Regions from separate parts of the Homo sapiens genome. Here region 2 is linked to region 1. Evidence: read pairs that join two places in POLR2A ChIA-PET (ENCODE). Cell type or tissue: OCI-LY7. All regions are shown on one strand. Each heading gives the region's core, and the rest is flanking DNA. Links, peaks and the distances in the headings are about the cores only. Region 1 overlaps SMAD1 (SMAD family member 1). Region 2 has its middle 86 kb from the start of ZNF827.

Region 1 (11,719 bases), core at 4,532-9,531:
AAGACACCTTAGTTCTAGTCCTGACTCCCGTAACCACCTTTGTGACTTTGAGCCAATCACTTAATGTCTCAGGGACTCAGTTTCCTCACACAAAAGAGCAAGAAACTTGCTCTCCACAGGGTCTTCCTGCTCTAAATTCTGCAAGTCTTCTGATGGATGAGAATGCTGCTCATGTACACCTGGAGTTTTGTAATGTCCAAAGCTCAGCCCCAGATGGCATCTAAGTTGAATCTCAGGACATTTCAGTGAGGCCACCTACAAGCAGAAAGGAGGCCCAGGGCTAGGGACAGAATGGCCCCAGAGCCAGTCAGCTGCAGCAATTCTTGTGAGAAAGGGAGGGCAAGCTGCCAGAGCAGCTGTGCCCAATATGATGCCTACACGAGACAGATGTCCCCAGTAGAGTGTGTTCAGTGACCTTCTAAACAGAGACACTTCAAGTAGGAAGTGCCGGAAAGGGTAAGAGTAAGAACACTTAAAATTAATAGTATACACATTTATGAAATAAAATTCCTTACCTCAGCATATGTCAGGGAAACTTTACGCTGAAGAAATGATTCTTGGAACCTCAATAGAGGTTAAATTTTAATGAAAATATATAACAGCCTAAACCCCTGAGTGGTGGCACTTTTTTGTCTGCTTATTGGTGATGAGGTGATAGTACGGAGGGTCTATAATATAAGGTTCACTGGGTACCATATATGCCTCCATCATGCAGGGCACTGCAGGTATGAGTCAACAGGACAGACACTGTCCTTGCCCATTGGGAAAAGTGTCTATCACTAAATCCTCACAGCAGTTATCTCTGTTTTACAGGTGAAGGATCAGGCTCAGCCTAGCTAAGTAACCCATGCAAGGTCACACAGCTGCTAATTGAGGGCCAGGATGTGAATCAAGGTCTGCTCATAACCACTAGACAATCACTCAGTACTATAAAACTGGAAAGAGACTGTGGAAGTTGTTTTTTAAATTCTTTTTCCATCCTTCTGTTTGTTTTTTTGGGGGCAAGATCTTTTTAAAAGGTATGATAGTTTTGCCTAAAGGTAGCAACACGGTAGTATTTACTTTCTGGGAGTATAGTTACTCAAGTACAAATATATTAAAAGACAAAGATGTGAACATAATTTGACATAGATAAATGAATTTCATTCAACAATATCATAAAGCATTAAACAAAAGCCACTAAATTTACCTAAAAATCACCTAAATCTAACTCAACTTCTGAGAATCCAACTTCCTAGATAATGCCAGGCCAATGATTCTTTTTGTATACCACAGATTATTTTCTTGAAAAATACCTTCTCTGGGCACCCACAGAACGTCTGCTATGACTCCATAACCTAGTTCAGATTCCTGCTTCAACCTATCTTTGTGGCTTTTTGCAGTTTTCATCTGCTAGTTTCATACTTCTGCACCTTTGCTCACTTGGCCATATTTCCAAGTCTCAGTTCTAACAGCACTCCCATGGTGCCTTTCCCGGTCTTTCTATCCACCCCTGGTAGAAAAGAATTCCTCCCTATGCCTCAGTGTGCCCTACACAGACTTTCATTGTAGCATCTGCAACATTTTATTGCTAAGTTGACTTTACTTCACCTGGACTGTAATGCCTTTGTGGGTAGAACTGATTTTCTTTCTTTTGAAAGGAAATAGGTGCCAGTGTCTGGCACCTAATAGGTCCAGAATGAATGTTTTTTCAATATGTTTGTAAATTGTATTGCTATTCCTGACCTGTCTACTATAAGTGGGTTCATATAAACCAGTCTTTCTCAAAGTTCAGCCCTCAGACTCTTTGCACCTGAATTAGATACTTATTTAAAAAGGCAGATTCTTATACCTCATCCCAGATATAACAAGTCAAAACCTTCAGCAATTCTGGGTGAATACAGCCTAGGTACAGGAAGACAAATGGTTACTACATGCACTGGCAAGAGAGCTAGGTGTCTGGCCCTATCTATGTCTCTAAGTAGCTGTGGAACTTGAACTTCAATTTTTCTCATCTTAAGTCAAATTTCTAGAGATCATCCCTTTCACTTACAAAAAACTCTACACAGTATTGGTCCTGATTCTTTGACAGTATACAGATATAAATCCAAATGACATGGAAAAGGCTGGCATGGCCTTATAGTAAGCTTACAGAAAATTTACAGGGCCCAGTTTTTTTGGTCAAGAGGCATGTTGTCATGGAAAAAGCACTGGCTTGGGATCAAGATAGCCCACGGTCTTAGCTGTATGAATTTAGGTGGCATAAATTCCCACCTCAGTTTCCCCAAAGGGATAGCAAGCCCTTAACAGCACTCTGAGAATCAAGAATGGTGGCACACAGCAGTTTGTCAAACCTAGTTCCCTCTCTGTCTTTTCTCTTCCTACTTTCACCCTGGTAGTTTCCTTTCTTTTGCCAAGTATTTATCTGCTTTACTTCCACAGAAGGAAGGTGCTCTGTTATTAGAGACTTCGAGAGTTGTTAGAGGTAGAAAAAAACTTCAGGGTATAACCTAAAAACATCAGGAGAAAAAAAAATACCTTCAAAAGCCACACATGAAGTATAGTAACAGTCAGAAGCAGGTTTTAGTTTCTCAGTTCCAAAATTGGAAATTCTGCTTATTTACTAGCCGATTAACTAGGGCAATTTACTATTTAAACCTCACTTTTAATAATAAAATAGGAATAATAGTACTTCTCAGATTTTCTTTTAATATGGTGCTTATACATGTGTGTACCAAGTGCCACATACCAAGCTGTACCAGATATTAACTCATTGAATCCTCTGAACAACTCTGATCCTAGGTACTACATTACCTCTACTTTATAAAAGTGGAAAATGAGATATAGAGAATGAGATAGAGAATGTATCACCAATAACCAGGGAAGACAGGATTCAAACCTAGGCAGCCTGGCACTGCAGTCCAAGTTCTTAGCCACCGTGCTATGGTGTCTCTCAACGTTGCACAAGTTAGTTTTAACAAAGTTCCATAAGCACACAGTAAGAGGTAGTCATTACACAAAGAGCAGTTAGCCTATGGTGTCTATTCATCTATTGCACGATTGATATGTAAATGATTAACCTAGGTGTCACCCAGGCATCTTTAATTTGTAACTGCAGCTGAATTAATTATATTCAGCTCATTCTGAGTTTATATTTGATGCAATTAAATATATTCCACGAAAATGAGATACTTGGTATCTAATAAAGAACATTATGGTCAGGCGCGGTAGCTCACGCCTGTAATCCTGGCACTCCGGGAGGCCAAGGTGGGTGAATCACTTGAGGTCAGGAGTTCGAGACCAGCCTGGGCAACATAGTGAAACCCCCCGTCTCTACTAAAAAATACAAAAGTTAGGCCGGGTGCAGTGGCTTACGCCTGTAATCCCAGCACTTTGGGAGGCTGAGGAGGGCAAATCACAAGATTAGGAGTTCGAGACCAGCCTGGCCAACATAGTGAATCCCTGACTCTATTAAAAATACAAAAATTTAGCTGGGTGTAGTGGCGGGCGCCTGTAATCCCAGCTACTCAAGAGGCTGAGGCAGGAGAATCACTTAAACCCAGGAGGTGGAGGTTGCAGTGGGCCAAGATCGTGCCACTGCACTCCAGCCCTGGTGACAGAGTGAGACTCAATTTCAAAAAAAAAAAAAATATATGTGTGTGTATGTGTGTGTGTGTGTGTGTGTGTGTGTGTGTGTACAAACAAAAAAATTAGCCGAGAGTGGTAGTGCATGCCTGTAGTCCCAGACACTCGGGAGGCTGAGGCAGGAGAATAACTTGAACCCAGGGCCGGGGCCGGGGCGGGGAGCGGTGGAAGTTGCAGTGAGCCAAGGTTGCGCCACTGCACTACAGCCAGGGTGACAGGGTGGGATTCTGTCTCGAAAAAAAAAAAAAATTACTGATCAATGGGAAATAAACAGAAGCCTCCATAAACACTTCAAGGGCAGATGTGGACTCGCAATCCAAAACTCATGCAGCTGGTGCACATATGATCACATTCTCTACTACCAAAAACTCTGGATGCCCCTCCTTTTTGTTGAGAGAAAACTGATTAAAGACTTCTTTTGGGAAGCAGTATAGCACAGTGGTTAGCAGCATGGATTTTGCAGTTAGGCTTTAATTTGAATCCTGGCTTTCCAGATACAAGTTGTGTGAAAAATTTACTCAAATTCTACATATCAGTAGCCACATTGGTACCATCTTCCGGCAGTCGTTGTTAGAATTAAATGAGAATAGGGCCGGGCGCGGTGGCTCACGCCTGTAATCCCAGCACTTTGGGAGGCCGAGGCGGGCGGATCACGAGGTCAGGAGATCGAGACCATCCCGGCTAAAACGGTGAAACCCCGTCTCTACTAAAAATACAAAAAATTGGCTGGGCGTAGTGGCGGGCGCCTGTAGTCCCAGCTACTTGGGAGGCTGAGGCAGGAGAATGGCGTGAACCCGGGAGGCGGAGCTCGCAGTGAGCCGAGATCCCGCCACTGCACTCCAGCCTGGGCGACAGAGCAAGACTCCGTCTCAAAAAAAAAAAAAAGAATTAAATGAGAATAGATGGTAAGTGATAAGCACAGTGTCCAGCACACAGAAAGCATAAAAAGTCACTATTTTAACTTTATTAATATTTTATTCTAATAATATCATTCCTTTTCTGAATATCTGTTTAATGAAAAGTTGCTTACATTACAAATTTTGTTTCTATTCTAAGAAAGATACACAGAAGTGATGTTCCTTGTATCACTATTTCAGTCATATTGTTTCAAGAATGCATTAGTACATAAAGCCTTTTCACATGCATTAACTTTATCCTCAACCTGAAAAGTAGATGTAACCACTCCCCCATTTTATGGGTTAGCAAACACAAGCTCAAAGAGGACAAATGACTAACCCAAGGTCAAAGTTATCAAGTGCCAAAATTCAATCCAGCCCTTCTAACCCTAGATTCTTCCCATCATATTTTAACTACTAAAGAGAAATAAATATCTCCTTTAAATGGCCTTATTGTCCAGAATATCCTAAAGAACTCCACATTTACTGGTTGGCAATGGCATTCTACTGTGAGCAAGAGCCTTTTCCTTCTCCCCCATTCATCTTCAGCATGGATTCCTGTTTTTCTCCCAGTGGTTTATAATTCACTTCTGTCCTTAATTATTCCGTTGATCAAATTGTCTCAGATTTGTCACAAGCTGGCCTCTGGGTCCTTGTGACATGCTCCCATCAGTTTTCTCTTAAATAACATTTTAAGATTAGCTATTATTTTTCCTATTTAAAAGCTGTAAGTTATATGTGAATAGACATTTATCCACAACTTTTCTCCCAAGTTGATCATCTTACTTAAATATCTGTCAAGCACACCACCATACCCTGGGTAAACTTTTCAGGTGCTCAAAGAAAGGTATTGTCACACACAAAAAATACTGCAAAATCTGCTACAAAGCTAGCTAGCTAGAACTGATAGGGAAACTACAGGGAAACAAAGGCAAAAACATATAAGGCAATTTCACTCTGTTATTTATATGTTTATTTTTAGTTTACAATAAGCTGTCCAAATGCTCCTTATAAAATCACTCTTCTTTTACTTTATTCTCACTGAACATCCCAGACAGGCCACTGGGCAATTAGTCAAGTGAAGGTGATGTGCGACCACATAAGCCAGACCACGCCAGGCCACAATTTAGATAAAAAAATGTCTTTTCTCATGCGAAAGAATAAAGAACTAAGAAAAGCAGCATCTCTTGGAGAGCTGTTTTAGAACCAGGGTAGTGATATAGCAGAATATAAACCTGATCTTCCATTTTTAAAACCTGCTAAGATTCCAGAGCATGAACATTACAATTTAGAGAACTGGAGGAAAATTGCCAAACACTCCTTTGTTGACCTAAATCTTGATTTAAGCCACAGAATGTGTTTCCAACACCCTAGATCTTTTATCAAGGAAATTACACTTACCTCTAGTTACATAGTTTTATGTGGAGCAGACCTGCAATTGAGTATTATGGTCAGGCTTCAGTGCTAGAGAAATCCTGTTGAGGACTGAGGGCAATGATAATTAGAAAAGTGGAGTGGGTAAGCAGCAAGTGATTATCTCTCCATCTCCCATACACCAGGAGGCCTGGCCCAGCTCAGCCCAGCTCAGCCCAACCCACCCCAGCCCAAACCCAGAGGAAACGAGTCTGCATGCAGACATTCAAACTAGATTCAGCACCAGTATCAAACAACTACACCAATCCCCAGCCAAACTGGCAAATTAACAAAATGTGGGGGTTTTAGCTCTACTATTCTGCAAGCCCTCTTAGATTTTTACCACAGTGCTCATGGTATCCACCCTACAGCTGCTCCAAATCCTCCAGCTCTGCTTCTTCAAAAACAAATAAACCCTTGTTGCTTCCCCATCTCCTCCCCAAACAAATCTCATTTTTCCAAATATCAGGGCAGAGGTTTGATGATCTGGCTAATTCATGCTTATTAGTCATGATGCTTAGTCTTTCCGGAGAACATTTTCATTTTAAGGGGAAAATGGCAAGGGGATAGAACATATATTTGAGAGAAAGCAATCTCTGGTCTGTTCTCTGGCCTTTTGATATCTAGCACCAAAGAGGCTGAAAGTAAAACCAAATTAATCAGCCTGAGATCATTACATAAGCCGACCATCCTCTTCTATTTCTCTCCTTTTTCCAAGTATCCAGCAAGGCCACCGGGCACTCCCACATGGGGCAAATCACCTGTGACTCCTCCTAAACTCAACCACATATAAAACTTACTCAAACCTCCAAGAAATCATTGTTTCAGGATGATCCACATGTGGGAATAATAAGCCAAAAAGCACAATTCAGAAGGTCTTAATTATTATTTCACCCTAAGCTAGTCTTGGAAACATTGGCCTGGTTTTTTTCTTTTAATTTAAAATATTATGACAAATGTTTTTCTATGGTTTTCAAAACTGCTGTTTTTCTTCAGTCACTTTTTTTTTTTTTCGTTTTCTTTTTAACAGCTGCTGGCTGGCTGGTGTTCTTTCTGCTCTATGAACCAGCAATGGAGGGTGGAAGACAGCTGCACTTTAAATGAATCTGAAAGATCTGAAAATATCTTCTCTTGCCCACCTAATACTGCAGAAATAGAATAAGAAGAAAAATAATAAAGCAGAAGACAAACGTCAGGAAAGCAAAAGTATGAGAAAGGTACTTTGTATGATCTATAGACTACTGTCTTAAAATTTCAAATTAAAGTAGATTTGGCAATAGAAAAATTCTGCCCAGAAACAAATCACATTGTAGTTGTCTAGATGTCTGCTTCCATCGATGTATAACAACTTATGTACTTTTACAGTTTATGTAAAAGTAACATACAGTAATGGCTGAAACAGTATCTATTCATCAATTAATAACCCAAAACAAATGCCACAAATGCATTTAAGAACAGTTGCTCAGAAAAGAAAAAAAAAATTAAAATAACAAGCTTCACATTTGCCTAGGATTTAACACTGGAATCCACTAAAAGATCTGGGTATAAAATCCTACTCATGACTATATTATTTCATGTTTCTAGTAATATTATAGATGAAAATAATAAAATTATCAACCATAAGCCAATGCCAATGATAAAATCCTGGAAAGCGTTCACTGTCTTATCTCCATGTCCACTAGGCTGTGTGGATAGAAATCTAAGTAGTGACCTTGTGCTTTTTCAAAAAAGAACTTCCAGACTGAGCATGGTAGCTCATGCCTGTAATCCCAGAACTTTGAGAAGCTGAGGTGGGAGGATGCCTTGAAGTCAGGAGTTTGAGGCTGCAGTGAGCTATGACTGCGCCACTGCACTCCAGCCTGAGCAACAGGGCCAGATCTCGTCTCAAAAAAACAAACCAAAACAAAAAGCCAAAAAAGAACTTCCATGTAGACTGAAGAATGAAGCCCTGAGAGGACTGTGGAAGAGCAACTGCAAAAGCCAGAGGGCACCCACCCCACCCTAAGGCACCCCTCCTGCCAGAAGCCTCTGCAACCGCCTCAGTGGCTCTGCCCGGAACCCAACCTTCAAGCGCAAAAGCTGATTTGTATCTCCTAACTCTTAAAACTTTCTTCCTTCATCTCCAAGCTATTAATACATACACCTCTCCCCTACACCAAAACTATTACGAGAAACATGCAAACTAGGATTACAAACATATAATAACGATAGTTATTTTTGTTTATAGTTATACAAATATACATAGTATATTTGTATTATAGTAACTCCTATGGAACACCTTTGTGCTAGTTTTTCTCAGTCTTGATCTTTCATTGTATTTTCCCTGGTCTATTTTATTAGTAATTCTTTTCTATTTTATTGTATGTCCAAAACCTGTAAACTGATTTAAGTCCTTTCTGCACTGAAACATACACATATATCCCATCACCACACAGATTGCAACACCATGTGTTATATGTGTCAGAGTGAGCAAGCTTTTCTGTGGTGACTCCTGGGTGTGTAAGAGTTAGCTGCAGCCTCTATCCAGTGTGTAAGAGTTAGTCGCAGTCTCTGTCCACACCTCTATTCAATTTAGAATACAGTGCTGTAATTACATGCTAACCTTCTGGGGCAGGCACAGTTCCTGAGGAGTTAGTTTATCATGTGCTTTAAATGTCTGAATAAAAAGAAATTTAGACACGCAGGAACACACGGCATAATGCCTTATTTTAATTTTTATAGTTAATATTATTGCTAATTAATCCCAAATATTTAAAAACTTAAAAAAAACTTGAACTAGACTGAAGTTTTTTGTTACCACACACATGTCATATAAAAACACATTCACAGCCAGGCACGGTGGCTCACGCCTGTAATCCCAGCACTTTGGGAGGCTGAGGCGGGCAGATCACAAGGTCAGGAGTTCGAGACCAGCCTGGCCATATGGAGAAACCCCGTCTCTACTAAAAATACAAAAATTAGTTGGGCATGGTGGCGGGTGTCTGTAATCCCAGCTACTGAGGAGGCTGAGGCAGGAGAATTGTTTGAACCCGGGAGGCAGAGGTTGCAGTGAGCTGAGATCATGCCATTGCACTCCAGCCTGGGCGACAGGGCGAGACTCCATCTCAAATTAAAAAAAACAAAAAAACAAAACAAAACAAAACAAAACACATTCACAATGTGGTGAAGCAAGACATTTTTTAAAGATTTCCATTTGTTTTTTTGGAGACAGAGTTTTGCTTTTGTTGCCCAGGCTGAAGTGCAATGACACAATCTTGGCTCACCACAACCTCCACCTCCCAGGTTCAAGCGATTCTCCTGCCTCAGCCTCTGAGAGCTGGGATTACAGGCCGTGCACCACCACGTGGGCTAATTTTGTATTTTTAGTAGAGATGGGGTTTCTCCATGTTGGTCAGGCTGGTCTCGAACTCCCGACCTAAGGTGATCCACCCGCCTTGGCCTCCCACAGTGCTGGGATTACAGGCGTGAGCCACTGCACCCAGACCATTTTTTTGTTTGTTTTTTTGAGACAGAGTCTTGCTCTGTCGCCCTGGCTGGAGTGCAGTGGCGCGATCCCGGCTCACTGCAAGCTCCACCTCCTGGGTTCACCCGTTCTCCTGCCTCAGCCTCCCGAGTAGCTGGGACTACAGGCGCCCGCCACCTCGCCCGGCTAATTTTTTTTTTGTATTTTTAGCAGAGACGGGGTTTCACCGTGTTAGCCAGGATGGTCACCTCGTGATCCGCCCGCCTTGGCCTCCCAAAGTGTTGGGATTACAGGCATGAGCCACCACGCCCAGCCTGTTTTATAAAATATTAATTTTATTACATTTCCTCTCGTCTTTTTAATATTCTGTGTGACAAAATGAAAAGTGCACAAAGAGCACCAGTGTGAGCTGAACTAGCTGCTTTTTTTTTTTTTTTTTTACAGAAAACCATTTGTTAAATCAAGGTAATTGTAGATTCACATGCAGTTTTAAGGATAACAGAGAAATCCTACTTACAGAATCAGAATATTACAGACTATCACAGAATATTACAAAATTATCACAATCAAAATATTGACATTGATACAGTCAAGATACAGAAAATTTCCGTCACCCCAAGGATCTCTCACTTTGCCCTTTTATGGCTACACCCACTCCCCTTCCCCTCTTTCCTCTTCTTGGCCCCTGGTGAGAACTAATCTGTCCTCTATTTCTATAATTTTAAGACTTTCTCTTCAAGGTAAAATTTACCAAGACACGAATTACACAGTGACTGAGGCAGCCAAAGAGTGAAAACATGCATTCAGTCAACAGGTGAAGAGGATTTTACGTGAATTTTAAACAGCTGGCAGCCATCATGCTGAAAATGAAAGCACCTGGAAGCTAATGCCTTAAAGATCAAAACTGAAATCTCAGAATTTCAAGCTCAGATTTAATATGCCCTTTCAAGCTGATTAAGTTCAAAGTGCAGAAGATAATTTTCAAGAACCATGTGAAAAACATTAAAAAAAAAATGGCCAATGGCAGGTAATCTCCATTAAGGCATTTTTAATAGCAGAAGATAGCAACTGAATGGTCTTCTCAATACCACAGTTAGATTGCTTGCTTAACCACTGTCAGCATTTACTCTGGTAAGAAAGAATAAACCCTACATTTAATTCAACCACTAATAAGTAGCCCTGATTCTGAAGGCTAGTAAAAGTCCAAGTAAACAGTCCACCTGTTAAATCATCAGCAGGGACATAGTCTTCAGAAGCTCCACGAACTTTCTCTTTCCTGTAAGTATTCACACATTTGCAGAAAAAGAAATTCCTAACATTTTCTACTTTCCCAAAGATCTATTTTTCAGCAATGGTCAAAGTGGCAAATTTCAACAAAAGGAAGGTTTTTCTCCTTGCACATTTGTCATTGTTAACTATAATAAACACAAGTTGTAGCAAAGTGTTTTCATAAATTTGTTTTTCCCCACTACCATTTTTTTACACTGTTTTATTTATAAGAAAATAAATGGCATAGGTTAAGGAAAAGCAACAATTATTCCCGTCCGTAATATTACTTTTGTCAAAGAGATAGAGATAGTACACTCTAAAGAACAATTCCAAAACTTGCACTGAGCCGAATAACAAAAGCATAGACTTCTCCCCAACTTCCCCGCCCACTTAAAGACAACTTATCCCATCTTGTTAGAGGGCTCATCTTAATGAATATCAGAAGGAAAACTCTGGAAAGAGCAATTTTCTATCTGTATCCAAACATGCAAAATTAAAAATGCTGGAGGATTTAAAAGACTAGCTCATTAGCATCTCTTCTGAATTCAAGACAACTTCATCCAGACAATCGGACTTGATGACTTGCCTGGATACCTTAAACCAGTGGTTCTCAAACTTTTGCAGTATCAGTTTCACTTGGAGAACTTGTTACAACACAGATGTCTGTCCCCATCTCCAGAGTCTGATTCAGTATTGTAGGTCTGTGGAAGGGTTTAAGAATTTGCATTTCTACACATTCATCCACTGAAGAGCACTCAGGTTAACTTCATACCTTGGCTATTGTAAATAATGCCACAGTGAACTTAGTAGTGCAGACATCTCCTTGACACACTGATTTGACCTCCTTTGGACATATACCCAGTTGTGAGACTGCTGGATCATATGGTAGTTCTATTTTTAATTTTTTGAGGAACCTCCATACTGTCTTCCAAAATGGCTGTCCCCTATCTCTACATCCTTGCCAACACTTGATATCTTTCATCTTTTTGATAACAGCCATTCTAACAGGTGAAAGGTATATCTTACTGCAGTTTTTGCATTTCCCTGATGATTA
Region 2 (11,719 bases), core at 4,471-9,470, 500 kb before region 1:
CCCCTTCCTTGGGACTGGAATTATAGAATGCAGGGGCAGTTGTTTAGCTTATACATCATGGGCATAAACAAATGGTCATTAATTTAAACATTATGTTAAAGCTAGCCAGAAATAGCTCTTCACAAAAGAGATCAAGTTTATCACTCTCCAAAAAGAAAATGGTAGCTGAGAAAAAAGTTCTGAACTATGTTCAGTTTACACAAAAAACATACTCAGAGTTTTAGAATACGTGGATATTTTAGGGGAAGAAAAGCAGATGCAGCCAAACCCCTATCCTTAATCAAAGGGACAGAGGGTGGAATGTGATCTCTGTTCTAAGCCCATTTTCATTCTTACCCACTTGTGACATGTTGTTGTTGTTTTTTCCCAGCAAACACTCTTATATACGTTACATAACATTCCTAATCACGTTACATATATTAACTGATTTGACTCTCATAATAACCTTATAGGATAAGAACTACTAGTATCATTCCCATTTTATAGATGTAGAAACTGAGGTCCTGAGAGATTCAGTAACTCTCCCAAGCAACTGGGATTCAGCCCCAGGAAGTCTGGCTTCTTAGCCTACATTCTTACTATAAAATTTGCACTGTCTCCTTAGCTTAAGGGTGAACTCTATGCATTTGAACAGCCGAGGGGATGTGGATAGAGTGAGAAAAGAAAGGAAAGGCTTTGAAAGTTATCCTGTTTTTTGAGAATATGAAAAGACAAGAGAAAAAGAAGGAGAGAGCCTGGGATAGCTGTGAGAAGACAATGGAAAAAGTGGAAGAACAGGAAGTGGAAGAAAAAAGCAAAGAGAAATTGACCTTTGCCCTGCTGGGCTCCTTGACGACCAAATCTAATGGCTCAGGGCTGGAGCAGCTAGAACCGGGTGTCTGTGTTTTCAAGCAGCGCATTTAACTTCACGGGGTTTCCCCAGGCTGTCTCTGCAGCAACCCCCACGAGGGCTTCTTTTCACAGCAATTATGAAAGTGATGGTGGGAGGAAGTACTGCTCACTTATTTAGGTTAAAAAGCCACCCAAATAAATGCATTAACCCAGTAGTAAGATTAAATTCCTAGCCCCAAAGGGAAATTTTCAGGAGGTGTCCTTTACCATGTGTAAATTGGAAACAATTTCCTCTCTTGGGCAAGATAACTGCTGTGGGAGGTGGAAATAAATGTAGTGTTTTGTGAAAACTTGGGTTTCTCTGATGAGTTCTGTGAAACACTAACATCTAACAGGAGTTGTTCAAACAGTACATCCTATAACATCTTTTTTTTTTTCCTGTGACCTCAGATCTTAACTTTGGCTTTGCTCTTAAATGACTGTAGGATGGGAATGAGACAGCAGGTTCTTGACAGCTATAGGGAAATGTGTCCCTAAAGAACTTGGTATCAGGAAGGAAAATGAGGTTGTCCTCCAAGAGCTAAACAACAAAATCAATACATATTGTATGGAGCAGAGATGTGCAAAGTCGTCATGTTGAACCTAGTAATCTGATTGAGGAAAATAAAACAACTAAAGGAATAATAGTCAATTTAAGGTACGGTTCGACACCATGAAAGAAGAAAAAGGAGAAGTAAAAGCAGGTATTCCATACATACATTGAGAGTTTGCTAAGCACTGTGCTAAGAGCATGAACAAATTCTGCTCCTGCCTTTATGGGGTTCCAGAGCAAGCTGATGAGTCAATCTAAGAACAGCTCAGGGAAAAAAAATTGCATCTTGGTCAAAGATACCCATCTCCTGGCCAAGAGCAGTGCTTGCCCTTTTGTAGACATTGTTATTCTTCTTCCCATATTTCCACCTCAGGCTCCAGATGAGAGAACTTCCCCCCATCCAACTTGCAGACCATTTTAGGGAACATGTGAACTGACGCATGCTGTCTCTCTGTCCCTCCTTTCATTCTTCTCTCACCAGGGTAAGAGTAGCTAATCTGACTCAAGACAGCATACCAACCACTTGGCTTTACATATCAGAAGGTGGGGTGATGGAGTCGGGGCATTGCTTGTGCACACTCTTTCACCTTCTTTGATTGGCCTGCCCAGTCTCGGGGCCCTCGTACCTCAGCTCCTCAGCAGGCTTCCTTTTGCTTTCCTTCTGCTCCAGTTTCTCATAGTGCATGCAGGCAAGCAAGTCACGTTGGCTCTGCCCTATCTTCAGTCTGGATGAGATATCAAAGGCCAGCATTTTAGCTCAAGCCCAAGTGGAAGTCTCTAGCTCTGAGCACTGGAGCTTTGGGGGCAGAGCCTATCACTCTTATGTCAAAAAGTTCCCTGGGTCTGTTCTTCTCACTGAGAAACTACTGAGGTAAAAGGTAAAGGTTGGTAACCTCACTTCAAGCCATTCTTACCTGATAAAATTAAACCTGTATAGTCACCTACCATCCCCTTTTTAAAATCAACATTCACCAAGCAAACTTTTAATTGCGTTATGAGTTCCCATGGGCTGGTCAGGCTGTGTCACATTTATTGTCATCATAGGTTAATCAGGAGACATTTTGGTTGTCCACACCTCCACTGGATAACATGACCCATATCTGAGATACCAACTCTCAGCTTGTTGACAAACGTGGGTGTCTGAACCTGCAGAGCTAAAGACACGGTTAAAGTCACCAAGTTAATGGAATCCTATGAGTCTTGTGCATGAACAACCAGCTAGTCTTTCCCTTTAATTCCTCAAAACCAATAGCTGCTCTTCTTTGATATGTAAAACTTCCACAAGAACAATCTTGTAAGGTCTTTGAGAGGATTAAAAATAATGCAGGAGAGCACCTAATAGGGTGCCTGACACCCAGTAGACAATAACCATGAAAATTCCTGCTGTTGGTGTTATTTATTGGTACTTTGGAGATAAATATATATGTGTGTGTGTGTGTGTTTGTGTGTGAAATTACTCTTAAAAGGAGTAATAAATAATTACTGTCTATAAGAAGTAGAAGAAATTCTTTCCCAATGTATCTAAAGACAGTGAGGTAGCAGTTAGGCCACAATATTTCTAAAGGCGTAACATTCCCTACCCTTTTATAACTCTTGCAATTACTTGGTCTGAATGGCTCTGTCCAGCCCAACTCCCTAGCTGACCATTCATCTTCCAAATTATACCCAGGTGTCATCTGCTTTAAAGTGCCATGCATTCATGATTTGCCTCAATATCTAATTCTAGCCCTGTGAAGTATGGTTTTAAATCCTGCATGTGAAGGTGTTCATGGTCTGTATGGGTGCACAAGATCAGGGAACCCTCCCAGCTACCTTTTCATTAACTCCTCAGAGGCATTCATTAATGCTCCCAGCAGCAGGGCCTTTAAGTCCTTATGATAAATAACCACAGTAAGAAGTGTACACGCAGTGCACACACATGTGCATATGCATGCACATACACACACATATACACCTATAGAACTGAAACAAAAACCTTACAAAACAATACTTACCCTTAAAATGTAGATTAATTCAAAAGTCTATTTTTTAAATACTAAGACCCACTAAATTGATTTCAAAACCTATTAAAGGCTGAAGCCTGGCTATTTGAAAGGACACTGTAATGAGGACTCTAAACAGAGATCACAAGACCTTGTGTTGTGGACTGAGTCTAGTTTGTGACCATATTTTCATCTTGCAAGTCCTGAGAGTGCTGTATATCTATTGTGATATTTTGCTGTTATTATTGTTGTTTTTGATGTTGTGGCTGACAGATGATTATGAGACGTGGGTTAACTATTGTTTCACATTAGAAACTTATAAAAGTTGGTTTTTAGGAAAAGTATTTTTATTACCCACAACAAAGACTTCTGAGAAACTGGGTATTTTGAGCCTGTCCATAATATGGAGGGAGGAGGAGGAGGAGTGATGATGATGATGATGCTGATGATGGTGATGATTATGCTTTTAGTGTATGAAAGAATCATTGTAAAAGTACAGATACTGCCCACACACCTGGCACCAGATTCAGACCCATGGGAGAGGAGGGATGACACTCTTGCCCACCCAACACTCATTCTCCACAGGTCCACTGACTTGTCACATGGCAGAACGGAGAGCTACCTCAGGCTTCGGGAGGCAGACCCAGGTTATAAACCTGATGACACCATTTCCTATCCCTGCAACCTCAAGCACAGTATCTAATCTCTCTGAGCTTTGGTTCCCTCATCTGTGAAATGGACATAATACCAAATCCATGGACTGTTTGAGAGGATCGAGTGAGATTGCACCATCTGGACATTCATAGATTCATTGTGAGGATCACCTGCCACAGACAATGCAGTGCATTCTCTCCTAAATTCCTTTCAATATTTTGAAGTTTTAACATATGGGTCAGAAACTCAACGGCACTATGAAAGAGAATGAATCTCTATCATATTCCCCTTTTGATCTCAGGAGCTTGGCATTGGATTTATCATAGTCCTTGATTCATGGCACATCCCCATCATTGGTTCATTTATAACCTGCTTTTGCCTATTTGTTTAATTGTTTTTAATAATATCATAAGCACCTAGGTACCCACCACTTCTAACCAAAGGTAAGACCTTGATGATAGCCATTATCATGATGAGTCATGTGATTCCCACACTCTTTTCTTTCTACCCACCTACCTTATCCCCTTGCCTCTCTACTCCCAAAGTAGCCTTCATGTCTTCTCTTTAATTCTTGCAGACTCTATAAAACCTGCTGCCTTGGATGGAGTCCAGTTCAGACCCACACTGAGCTAAACTTTGGCTACATCCTAGGTCACTCCATTAACTATTTAGCCTGGTTCTTTTTTCCTTGGCAGACACATGGGTGGAGGTAGCAAGTATGTTGTGGGGAACAGGGTACTCTAAATGCCCTTACAACCTGAGTTTTTTTAAATCATGCCTTTTCTTCTTGTAGGGCAGCAGGATGGTCTTACTTTTCTTATTTCTCTGGCTGTGTGTTCATTCTATGCCAACCTCAGGAAAACAACATATGGGAGGTGGTGAGGGGAAGAATTCAGCACATGGTATCTTGGTTTAGTTCTCAGAAGCTCAGTAGAAGCTATTCCAAGGAACACTGTCCTTGGCTGAAGTAGGCTCTGTATGTCTACACTGTACTACCAGCTTCTAAAGCCATCATTTCAGCTGAGTGAACTAAGATAGTCAAAAGCTGGCATGGAAACACTTTGTGATGTGATCCTTTTGCTTAAAGGGACAGGAAACCCCTCAGCAGAGATTGCAGAACATTTTATCACCACAAGAGTAAAAACAGAACACCTCTGCTTCTTCACTCTTCTCTTCTCTCGTCCCACTTCTGTTGCTCCTGGGGTTGAAGAATGATTACATAATATCTCTTCTTGGACAGCTAGCTCTTAATTATCCACATTGTGGCATTTTTTGTAATCCTAAATTAAGTTTCTCTGTTACCCTGTACATTACCACAGCACCATCTCCTTTTCTGACCTAGATAGCATATTCTCAAAAACCAGGTGAATACAAACTCTTTATAAAATTAGCTAAGTCAAGTGTGCAAACATACACATTTCAAAGTTGTTCATAAATTTAGGATTATCAGAGCCACCACTCTCCTCTCTCAAGATACTAATAAAATTTTTATTTGAAGACTATTAAACTGTTCCTTAGCTTTTTCTTTTCTAAGATAAATCATCATGGTTTTTTTTATCTGTAGCAAGAATAAGAACCGCTCCACCTCCATTCCACCTCTAGCCCACAGATTACAGGTTCCAATAAACCCTGCTGAAGAACCTGCATTAGTAGACGAAAAATGAATTTCAAAACTTCTGCCAAGAGCTGGGCATAGTGGCTCATGCATATAATCCCAGCATTTTGGGAGGCCGAGGCGGGAGGATTGCTTGAGGCCAGAAGTTTGAGACCAGTCTTAGCAATGTAGTGATACCCCATATAGACAAAAAATGTTAAAAATTAACTGGATGCAGTGGCATGTGCCTATAGTCCTAGCTACTTGGGAGGCTGAGGTTGGATGATCACTTAAGCCCAGGAGGTCAAGGTTACATTGAGCTATAATTGTGCCACTACACTCCAGCCTGGGCAACAGAGCAAGACTGTCTCAAAACAAACAAACAAATAAACGAAAACCTTGTGCCAAGTGTCATCAGAGTTAGATGACACTTTTGTTTAACAAGATACCATTGAGATTCAAAAGTAAGTCCAGACCTGATTTGGAAAGACCTTGAGAATTAAATTTGTCAATATATTTACATAATGAAGTGAGGAAATACAGATAGTGTGTTCTAAAATGAAGGAGAAGAAAAGGAGGTTTCTGGGGGGAGAGAGAAAGAATGGGAAAGAGAGAGAAATTGAGAGAGAAAATGGCAGCAGGCCAGGCCCTGCAGAGAAAGACAACCAATATGAGATACTCCATGGTACAAATCACTGAAGAATTTCAGATGGTGATGTCTAATATGGAACTTCATTTTAAGTTGTACTCTGTTCTCAGCTATGCTAAAATCTCCATGCATCACTCTGAAACTCTTACTGAGCGTGACAGGCTTACACTTAAGTGACTATACCCAATACCCTATGGTAGTGGTGCTCTGGGGAATGAGGGGGAAAGGAGAGTGGGCACATTAGGGATAGAGCAGGATAGGAAGAGTGCTGCAGCCAGAGGATAGTATGGCTATGGGGACAGGCGGCAGGGGAAAGACAACAATCAGTGTCTGTCACAGAGGGGAGACTATGTCTTCCCTTCACTCAACAATCATTTTTTGAGTATTGAGTATGGACCTGGAATGATGCTAAATATTCAGGAGAAACAAGACATTGGCCCTGCACTTCCAAGCTCAATACCTAGCAGATAAATGAGAAAGCAATTAATATAGCTCTGGGGGATACGTACAATAAAATAATTTGCAAATACACATGATACATTAATAACCTGGAGGCGTGGAGGGAAGATCCCAGATGAGGTGATCATTTGGTCATGTTTCATTCAATTAAGAATGCTTTGAGGAGAAGGTGCAGAGCAAGATGACAAAATAGAAGCCTCCACCAATATCTCCCCTCCCCCAAGGACAACAATTTAACAACTATCTACACACAAAAAACACCTTCATAAGAACCAACAATCAGGTGAGCATTCACAGTACCTGGTTTTAACTTCATATCACTGAATGAGGTAGTGAGGCGAATAGGAGACAGTCTTGAATTGCTGACACCTCTCCTCCCCCAGCCCCAGCAGTGGCCATGTGGTGTGGAGAGGAAATCTGTGTGCTTGGGAGAAGGAGAGCACAGCAATTGTGAGACATTGCATTGAACACAGTAGTGCTCTGTCACAACAGAAAGCAAAACTGAGCTGAACTCCTCTGACACCTGCCCACAGAGGAAGTATTTAAACCAGTCCTAAGCAGAGGAGCATCGCCCATCCCAGTGGTCAGAACTTGAGTTCCAGCAAGGCTTTCCACCGTGAGCTAAAGTGCTCTGGAGTCCTAAATAAACTCAAAAGGCAGTCTGGGCCACAAGGACTGCAACTCATAGGCAAGTCCTAGGGCTGAACTGGGCTCTGAGCCAGTGAACTGAGGGGCATGTGACCTAGGGAGACACCTTTCAGGTGTCTGCACAGCTCACAGCTCCAAAAGAGACCCCTCCCTTCTGTTTGAGGGGAGGAGAACAAAGAATGGAGAGGACTTTGTCTTGCATCTTGATACCAGCTCAGCCACATTAGGATAGAGCACAAGTCAGAGTTATGAGGCCTCCATCCAGGCCTTAGTTTCAGGACATTTCTAGACACACCCTGGGCCAGAAGAGAACCTGCTGCCTTGAAGGGAAGGACCGAGTCCTGGAAGGATTCATCACCTGCTGACTAAAGAACCCTTGGGCCCTGAACAATTAGCAGTAATACCCAGGTAGTATGCCGTAGGCCTTGGGTGAGACTCTGAGACTTGCTGGCTTCAGGTAAGACTCAGTACATTTCCAGCTGTGGTGGCTATGGGCAGAAACTCCTCCTGCTTGAGAAAAGTGAAGGAAAGGTAAAGAGGACTTTGTCTTGCACCTGAAGTACCAGCTTGGCCACAGTAGAGTAGATCACCAAGTGGGTTCTTGGGGTCCCTGATTCTAGGCCTTGGCTTTTGAATAACATATCTGGACCTTCCCTGGACCAGAGGGAGCCCACAGCCCTGAAGAGTCACAGGCCAGGCAGCATTCACCACAAAGTGACTGAAGAACCCTTAGGCCTTAAGGGAGATATTGGCAGTAGCCTGGGGGTACTCCCTTTGGGCCTGTGGTGGTAGCCATGAGGTGAGGCTCCTCTGCCTGTGGAAAGTGGGGGAAGAGTGGGAAGGACTGCATCTTGTGAGTTGAGTGGCAGCTCAGCTATTGTGCAATATAGCACCAGATAGACTTCTAAGGTTTTTGATGTCAGGCCCTGGTTCCTGGATGGCACCTCTGGACCTGCTTGGGGCCTAAGGAAACTCAGCATCCTGAAGGGAAAGACACCAGCCTATCTCCTTTGCCACCTGCTGACTGTACATCATCAGGGCCTTGAGTGGACATAGGTGGCAGCTAGGTAGTAGTTACAGTGAGCCTTGGGCAAAATCAAGTGCTGTGCTGGTTTCAGGTCTGACCTAGTACAGTCCCAGTGGTGGTTGTCATGGGGGTGTTTGTGTCACCCCAGCCCCAGCCCCAGGTGTCTCAGAACAGAGAGAAAGAGTCTCTATTTGTTTGAGTGAAAGGAAGAAAACAAGGGTCTCTGCCTGGTAATCCAGAGTGTTCTTCCCGATCTTATCTAAGACCATCAAGGCAGTACCTTTACAAGTCTGAAAGAAACACAATGTCACTGGGTGTGGGGTGCCCTGTAATGCAGATATGGGTTAGATCAGAACACCTACATTCTTTCAAATAGCTGGAAAACCTTCCCAAGAAAGACAGGAACAAATAAGCTCAGAGTGCAAAGACTACAATTAATACCTAACTTTTCTATGCACAGACATAGATGAACATCCACAAGCATCAAGACCATCCATGGTGAGGTCATGATCTCACCAAATAAACTAAATAAAACACCACACCAAGGACCAATCCTGGAGAAATAGAGATATGTGACCTTTCAGACAGAGAATCCAAATTCGCTGTGTTGAGGAAACTCAAAAGAAATTAAAGATAATACAGAGAAGGAATTCAGAATTCTATCAGATAAATTTAACAAAGAGATTAAGGTAATTAGAAAGAATAAAGCAGAAATTCTGGAGTGGAAAAATGCAATTGACACACTGAAGAATGCCTCAGAGTCTTTTAATAACAGAAACAATCAAGCAGAAGAAAGAATTACTGAGCTTAAAGACGGGCTATTTGAAAATACACAGTCAGAAGAGACAAAAGAAAAAAGAACAAAAAATAATAAGGCAAACCCACAGCATTTAGAAAATAGCATCAAAAAGGAAAATCTAAGAGTTATTTGCCTTAAAGAAGAGGTAGAGAAAGAGACAGGGGTATACATTTTATTCAAAGGGATAAGAACAGAGAAAGTCCCAAACCTAGAGAAAGACATCAATGTCCAAGAACAAGAAGGTTATAGGACACTCACTAGATTTAACCCAAAGAAGATGACCACAAAGCATTTAATAATGAAACTTCCAATTGTCAAGGTTAAAGAAAGGATCCTAAAAGCAGCAAAAGGAAAGAAACAAATAACATACAATAAAGCTCCAATATATCTGGCAGCAGACTTTTCAATGAAAACCTTACAGGCCAGGAGAGAGTGGCATGACATATTTATAGTTCTGAAGGAAAAACATTTTACCCTAGAATGGTATATCTGGCCAAAAAAAAACAAAAAAACAAAAAACAAAAAAACAATAAAACAACAACAAAAAAAAACCCTTCAAACATGAGGGAAATAAAGATGTCCCTAGACAAACAAAGGCTGAGGGATTTCATCATTATAGGACCTGTCCTATAAGAAATGCTAAAGGAAATACTTCACTGAGAAAGAAAAGGACATAATGAATAATGAGTGCAAAACTCACTGGTAATAGTAAGTACACTGAAAACACACAGACAATTATAACACTGCGTGTTTATAACTGTGGTGTGTAAATTACTCTTATCTAAGTAGAAAGACAAAACAATGAATCAATCAAATATAATAGCCACAACTTTTCAAGATGTAGACAATACAATAAGATATAAATAGAAACAATAAAAAGTTAAAAAGCAGGGAGACAAAGTTAAAGCATAGAGTTTTTATTAGTTTTCTTTTTCCTTGTTTGTTTATGTAAACAGTGTTAAGTTTTTGTCAGCTTAAAATAATGGGTTATAAGACAGTATTTACAAGCCTTGTAGTAAGCTCAAATAAAATAATACAATAAATACACAAAAAATGAAAAGCAAAAAATTAAATTATACCATCATAGAAAATCACCTTCCCTAAAAGAAAGACAGAATGGAAGGAAAGAAGGAGAAGACCACAAAACAACCAGAAAATAAACAACAAAATGGCTAGAGTAAGCCCTTACTTATTGATAATAACATTGACTATAAACGAATTAAACTCTCTAATCAAAAGACATAGAGTGGTTGAAAAGATTTTAAAAACAAGGTCCAATGATCTGTTATCTACAAAAAACAGACTTCACCTGTAAGACACATGTAGACTGAAAATAAAGGTATAGAAAAAGGTATTCCATTCCGAAGAAAACCACAAAAATGCAGGACCAGCTATACTTACATCAGAAAAAATAGATTTCAAGACAAAAACTATAAGAAGAGACAAAGAAGGTTATTATATAATAATAAAGAGGTCAATTCAGCAAGGGGATATAAGGATTGTAAATATATATGCACCCAATACTGGAGCATCCAGATATATAAAGCAAATATTATTAGAACTAAAGAGAGAGAGACTCCCATACAATAATAGCTGGAGACTTCAATACCCCACTTTCAGTATTGGACAGATCTTCCAGACAGAAAATCAACAAAGAAACTTCAAACTTTATCTGCACTATAGACCAAATGGGCCTAATAGATATTTACAGAACATTTTATGCAACAGCTGCAGAATACACATTCTTCTCCTCAACACATGGATCATTGTCAAGGATATATCATATGTTAGGTCACAAAACAAGTCTTAAAACATTCAAAAACTTTGAAATCATATCAAGCATCTTCTCTGACTGCAATGGAATAAAACTAGAAATCAATAACATGAGGAATTCTGGAAACTATACAAGCTATGGAAATTAAATATGTTTCTGAATGACCAATGGGTCAATAAGACAAATTTTTAAAGGAAATTGAAAAATTTCTTGAAACAGATGATAATGGAAACACAACATACCAAAACTTATGGGATACAGCTAAAGCAGTACTAAGGGAGGAGTTTATAGCTATAAGTGCCTACATCAGAAAAGAAGAAAAAAGTCAAATAAATAACCTAATGATGCGTCTTAAAAAACTAGGAAAGCAAATGCAAACCAAACCTAAAGTGAGTAGAAGAAAAGAATTGAAACACAGAAAACAATACAAAAGATCAACAAAACAAAAAGTTGGTTTTTTGAAAAGGTAAACTAAAGTGGCAAATGTTTAGTCAGACTAAGAAGAGAGAAGACTATATGAAAACTATGAAATGTGGATGAAAGAAATTAAAGAGGACACAAATAATGGAACAATATTCCATGTTTATAAATTGGAAGAGACAATATTGTTAAAATGTCCATACTATCCAAAGCAATCTACAGATTTAATGCAACCCTATGAAAATACCAATGACATTTTTCGCAGAAATAGAAAATATAATCCTAAAATG

Evidence for each region. Peaks named below come from ENCODE experiments on the same cell type or tissue, not always from the same donor. Only the 100,000 strongest peaks of a DNase experiment are listed, where the experiment ranks them.
Region 2: POLR2A ChIA-PET joins it to region 1 with 6 read pairs; 1 of 35 experiments calls an interaction of 5 or more read pairs at or near these places.

The regions. Positions count from the first base shown.
Region 1 is chr4:145,520,018-145,531,736 of GRCh38, reverse strand. The region is part of intron 2 of SMAD1 (SMAD family member 1); the gene reads right to left. Among named protein-coding and RNA genes, the nearest start is that of SMAD1-AS1, 8.7 kb to the right of the region's middle. In OCI-LY7, for the core only: CTCF peaks have their summits at 7,671 and 7,871; DNase peaks (open chromatin) are centred at 6,186, 6,996, 7,936, 8,441 and 1 weaker place; H3K4me3 peaks cover 2,982 bases; H3K27ac peaks cover 4,478 bases.
Region 2 is chr4:146,019,312-146,031,030 of GRCh38, reverse strand. No RefSeq gene overlaps it. Among named protein-coding and RNA genes, the nearest start is that of ZNF827, 86 kb to the right of the region's middle. RefSeq lists an enhancer at 585-804. In OCI-LY7, for the core only: a CTCF peak has its summit at 5,327; a DNase peak (open chromatin) is centred at 7,270.